Regions from separate parts of the Homo sapiens genome. Here region 1 is linked to region 2. Evidence: read pairs that join two places in POLR2A ChIA-PET (ENCODE). Cell type or tissue: CD4-positive, alpha-beta T cell. All regions are shown on one strand. Links, peaks and the distances in the headings refer to the core of each region. The heading gives the core; the rest is flanking DNA.

Region 1 (2,818 bases), core at 100-2,599, 87 kb before region 2:
AGGCCGGGTGCGGTGGCTCACGCCTGTAATCCCAGCATTTTAGGAGGCTGAGGTGGGCAGATCATGAGGTCAGGAGTTCTAGACCAGCCTGACCAACATGGTGAAACCTCATATCTACTAAAAATACAAAAGTTAGCCGGGTGTGGTGGTGCGCATCTGTAATCCCAGCTACTCAGGAGGCTGAGGCAGGAGAACTGCTTGAACCGGAGAGGCAGAGGCTGCACTGAGCCGAGATTGAGCCACTGCAATCCAGCCTGGGCAACAGAGCAAGACTCTGCCTCAAAAAAAAAAAAAAAAAAAAGAGAGAGAGAGACAGAAAAAGCATAGGTTGAGAGGGAGGAACACCAAGGGATTCAGCTTTATATTTTGAGTCTTAAAAAAATTCAGATTTGACAAAACTTCATGGTATATTTATCAATGACTATTATATCCCTGAAATTTCTCTGCATCTTTTAAAGATTTCATAATATAAAAACAAGATTAAATGAGTCATTTGTAAGAGCATTTTTTAAATATCATGGTACCATAGAACATTAGATATCATTTTCTCTTATAAACACTCGGAAAAGAAAGACTAGGAAACAGATTGGTTAGCTGGCTATGTAATTAGTTTATTCATTTATTCAATTTACTCATTTATTGATATACTTCTAGCATCTAAATGACCTTTATATAAAACAATACTTGTCCTCAGAGAGCTCACAGGCAAAAAAGAGACTTAAGAAAACAGAGTTAAGTGCAAAGAAAACAATATCTATATACATACGTGTATAGGTTTTAGAGAACTCAGAGAAAGAAGTCAGAGAGAGGTTACAGGACAGGGTCAACAGGGTCCTTTGCTGCCACAGGATGGAAGTATTTTCAAATTTGAAAGAAAACCGCTTTTTCTTTCAGCCTGAATGAGCCGTTTGATTAATGGATTTGTGGAAGTATGGGGAGAAGAGACCACAGAGAGGTGGGGAAGGGATGGTGGCACAGTGAAATCTATACCTGCAGCTCCAGCCAGGGGCAAAGGGACCTTGAGGACACACTGGCCTGTATCCAATCCCGTGCAAGACCTGGTCCATGCACTCGCTCCCCATCGCCTTGCCCTCCCCTCTTCTCCTGTTACCTTTTATTCTTCCTTCAGAACCCAACTCAAACATCACTTCCTTACACAAGCCCTCCTGGCAACCCCTGACTAGGTCAAATTCCCTTCTCACAGGATCTCCACAGTATGCACTCTCTCTCCTCCAGAGCCCTGTCACAGGGGCACCAACATGATTTGTGTAGTTATCTAACTCCCCTACTCCAATGTACAGTTTACGATGATAGAAATGGTTATCTATTCAACATGGTAACTCTGGGGGCTGGAACACAGAAAACATTCAATAAATACTTGCTCAGTGAACACTTCTCTTTCCCAAATGCCTCTAAGGGCCCTGAGAGCCTCTCTTAACTAGGAGCACAAGACATGAAATCCACTCCTTAAACTTCCCCTCAATAAAAGACAAGAAAATCTCTTCCTGCCAGCCTGCTGAAGAGCACATGGTCTTCCGATACTGTAAGCAATGTGTTTCCCAAGTAATGTACTATTGCTTAGCTCAACTGAAGCTCTGGCTGGACCTATAAAAGGCAGAGCCACAGCAAGTACCGCGGCTGCAGACACTGGCACCCCCCGATTTCAAGACTTACTATGCTGAATGTCTCCTGGTCCAGATCATCATCCTCATCCTCTCCAATGGGGACAGGTTCACTTCCTGCTGTAATATGGACAGGACCCTGAGATCGCTTTGATTTACTCGAAGATTTGGCATCACCACTTTTAGGCTTTTAAAAAAGAGTTACAAGGAGTCATTGTCATTTGTGCAATCCTACCGTGCGATTTAGGTTTCTTACCTATGTTGTGTTATTAAAATGGGTAAATATGATGGTCTCAGTTTATTTTTTAAAAAGTAAAATAAAATCCTGAAACATCATGAAGACAAACCTGTCTGATTAGCAGCTTACTCACACATTATTCCCATTTCCATCTCTAAATGTACCCAATTATAACTTCAATTTCATCAGTGCTATTTTTGGGCTTCTTACTCCTTTATCCATAAAATGCACAGAAATGTCATCAAGAGGTTAAGCTTGTAAATTGGCAGAACTCTCTAGAGTATCATGTAGCAACCTTTATTAACAGCATACCCTTTGGTTTAGGAATCTGTATTAACTACATTATTGTAAATGAACTCTATACAAATCTCAATTACATTGAAGGAAAGGTTGCAGAAGAATATATAAAATGACTTCAGGTACTTTTTTTTTTTTTTTTTTTGAGACAGATTCTCGCTCTGTCATCCTGGCCGGAGTGCAGCGTCATGATCTCGGCTCACTGCAACCTCTGCCTCCTGGGTTCAAGAGATTCTTCTGCCTCAGCCTCCCAAGTAGCTCAGATTACAGGCGCACGCCACCACACCCAGCTATTTTTTGTATTTTTAGTACAGACGGGGTTTCACCATGTTGTCCAGGCAGGTCTCAAACTCCTGACCTTGTGATCTGTCCACCTCGGCCTCCCAAAGTGCTGGGATTACAAGTGTGAGCCACTGCGCCTAGCTTGACTTCATGTACATTTTTAAGCATACAGTATGCTTTGTTTATAGTTATATGGATATACACTATAATATGTACTACAAATATAAAAACATGAACAGGAAGGTTTCGGACCCACTTCACAGTAGTGGTTATGGGGAAAACAGAGGAAGAGTAATAAAATCAGGGAAAGGGAACAGGGGGCAGCTTCAACAGTATCAGTCATATGTTCATGAAATACAAAAGATATCAGCGTCTCCCC
Region 2 (2,818 bases), core at 34-2,533:
ACAAAAAATTAGCTGGGCATGGTAGTGTGCCTGTAGTCCCAGCTACTCGGGAGGCTGAGGCAGAAGAATCACTTGAACCCAGGAGGCAGAGGTTGCAGTGAGCCGCAATCGTGCCATTGCACTCCAGCCTGGGCAACAAAGCAAGACTCCGTCTCCAAAAAAAAAAAAGTGTTTTTAAATTGTTTTTGGAACCAGAATCAGATGTAAGACTGAATACAAGTACTAATGAGGGGAACTGCTTAAAGAAGAAAAAAAAAAGCCTTAACAAAGTCATTACTTAATTTTCATACTTCTCGTAAGAGGAATAATCACTAAATAAACTGGAAATGGAAAATGAGATCGTGCCACTGCACTCCAGCCTGGATGACACAGCCAGACTCCGTCTCAAAAAAAAAAAAAGTGTAATTATGGGCCGAGCATGGTGGCTCAAGCCTGTAATCCCAGCACTCTGGGAGGCCCAGGCGGGTGGAACACCTGAGGTCAGGAGTTCAAGACCAGCCTGGCCAACACGGTGAAACCCAGCCTGTACTAAAAAAACAATTAGCCAGGTATGGTGGCATGCACCTGTAATCCCAGCTACTTTGGAGGCTGAGGCAGGAGAATCGCTTGAACTCAGGAGGTGGACGTTTCAGTGAGCCGAGATCACACCACTGCACTCCAGCCCAAGCATCAACAGCAAAACTCTGTCTCAAAAAATATATATATATATGTATGTATATATATGTGTGTATGTATATATATGTATATGTGTATATATGTGTGTATATATAGCGTACATGTGTATATATACGTATATATATATTCATATTATTCCCTTAAAAAAACGACATTTCCTAAAAGACTATGTAGAATTGCCATTAATACCTAATAATTATAATAGTAAATACTATTAGTACTAAGCTGTAGCTTTAGTGCTGGTTTAGTAGAGGAGGCAGAAAGCCCACAAGACTAATAGAAAGGGTCAAACTGAGTTAGTGAGTGGAGTCCTTTAAGCCTTCACCTAAATAACAAAGTAATAAAATTAGCTGACTACCAGTGGCTTACTAGTTACAGGGCAATTAAACATTGGATTTTCAGGAATGACTATCCAACATATATACAGAATCTTCACGAAAAACAACTATCTGAAAATTATTCAACATCTAAATTGCAAACAACTTTTATAATTTTTTACTTAACAAATAATTAAAAGGAAAATACAACACACAGATAAAAAAACAAGTCAAAACTGGGAATTCAGATTCCAATCAAAAATAAATGCTGATGAGAAAAAGGTTTACCACTTCCTTTTGCTTGTGGATAAAAAGAATTTGGTATCTCTTCAAAATACTTTCTGAAGTAGGTAAAAACGGAGTGATTAACCTTCTTGGAACTGGACTTTGAAACGAAGTGCCATTAACACTTACTGTTCCATTTTTAATCGCGGTTTCCCAAATGGCCACAAGAGGGCAGCACAGCAACATTCCACTTAAAAGGAGCCAGCCTGTGGGAGCCCCGCCCAAAAGCCGCCATTTCACTTTAGTGTTTATTTTGCTAACTTACAAAATGGCCGAACTGGTTGGCAGAGCTTAGTGTTTTTGTGGGTGAAAGCAAAATCTGGCAAAACAATCACAAAGCAATCTACACTGGAATTCCATAAAACTTATTTCCAGGCTAACTTCCTGCCAGTGATACAATAGCTAATATTTACGGAGCACTTTTGTGTCAGGCATATGTCAAAATTCTCCTAATCCTTACCTATAAAGAAGACAAAGCCCAAGAGTGTGTGTGTGTATGTGCGTGTGTAAGATATCACCCCACAGTCTGAATTATGCAATCCACACTATCAACTATCAGCGTTAGGTATCACTGCCCTTATTTACATACATTCTTCAGTTGAACTGATTATTAAACCGATGTCATTGCATAACTATTCCTTCTCAGTCACTTCTATGTGTCTTAAGATGGAAAAGCAAAGAAGACTGACTGGTCACACCTTTTTTTTCTTTTTGCTTGTTTGTTTTTTGAGACCAAGTCGCGCTCTGTAGCCCAGGCTGGAGTGCAGTGGCGTGATCTCGGCTCACCGTAACCTCCGCCTCCAGGGTTCATGCGATTCTCCTGCCTCAGTCTCCAGAGTAGCTGGAATTACAGGCATGCCCCACTGCACCTGGCTAATTGTTTTGTATTTTTAGTAGAGACAGGGTTTCACCATGTCGGCCAGGCTGGTCTTGAACTCCGGACCTCAGGTAATCTGCCCGCCTTGGCCTCCCAAAGTGCTAGGATTACAGGCATGAGCCACTGCGCCTGGCCACACATTTCTTATTGGTAAAGAATACTGGATGTAGTTCTTTAAACTCTCCACCTTTGGTTCAAGTCCTGTGCTTCTTCAGAATAAGTTATTACTATAAACAAGGTTAAAAGACAAGTAACTTGTTTCCCAGACGGACTGGGAAACAAAATTTCAATGTACACATAACAAAGTATATAGATACACAACATATGAAGAATTACCTATCAAAAATCCAACCAAAAACTGCACAAAGAAAATGGATACGCAATTACGGAGAAGAAACTGAAATGGCCAATAAACTCATTTTTAAAAATAACTAAACCTCTGTTAACTTGGGAAACATTATAACTGGTTATTTTGCACTCATCTGCTTTGCAGAAATTAAAGTCTCTTAGTATTAAATAATTGTAAGAATAGCCAGTAACCCTTAAAATGTATACGAATCAGCCAGGAGCAGTAGCTCATGCCTGTAATCCCAGCAATTTGGGAGGCCGAGGTGGTCAGATTAGGAGGTCAGGAGACTGAGACAATCCTGGACCACATGGTGAA

What was found. ChIA-PET counts read pairs that join two places held together with the same protein. Peaks named below come from ENCODE experiments on the same cell type or tissue, not always from the same donor. Only the 100,000 strongest peaks of a DNase experiment are listed, where the experiment ranks them.
Region 1: POLR2A ChIA-PET joins it to region 2 with 14 read pairs; 8 of 35 experiments call an interaction of 5 or more read pairs at or near these places.

The regions. Positions count from the first base shown.
Region 1 is chr15:93,003,608-93,006,425 of GRCh38, reverse strand. It overlaps CHD2 (chromodomain helicase DNA binding protein 2), which reads right to left. Exons shown (of 39, transcript NM_001271.4): 34 at 1,675-1,809. Among named protein-coding and RNA genes, the nearest start is that of RGMA, 84 kb to the left of the region's middle. In CD4-positive, alpha-beta T cell, for the core only: no CTCF peak of the experiment used is centred there; no DNase peak of the experiment used is centred there.
Region 2 is chr15:92,916,748-92,919,565 of GRCh38, reverse strand. All of the region lies in intron 2 of CHD2 (chromodomain helicase DNA binding protein 2), which reads right to left. Among named protein-coding and RNA genes, the nearest start is that of MIR3175, 14 kb to the right of the region's middle. RefSeq lists an enhancer at 1,431-2,267. In CD4-positive, alpha-beta T cell, for the core only: a CTCF peak has its summit at 1,427 (motif pointing right); a DNase peak (open chromatin) is centred at 1,485; H3K27ac peaks cover 1,051 bases.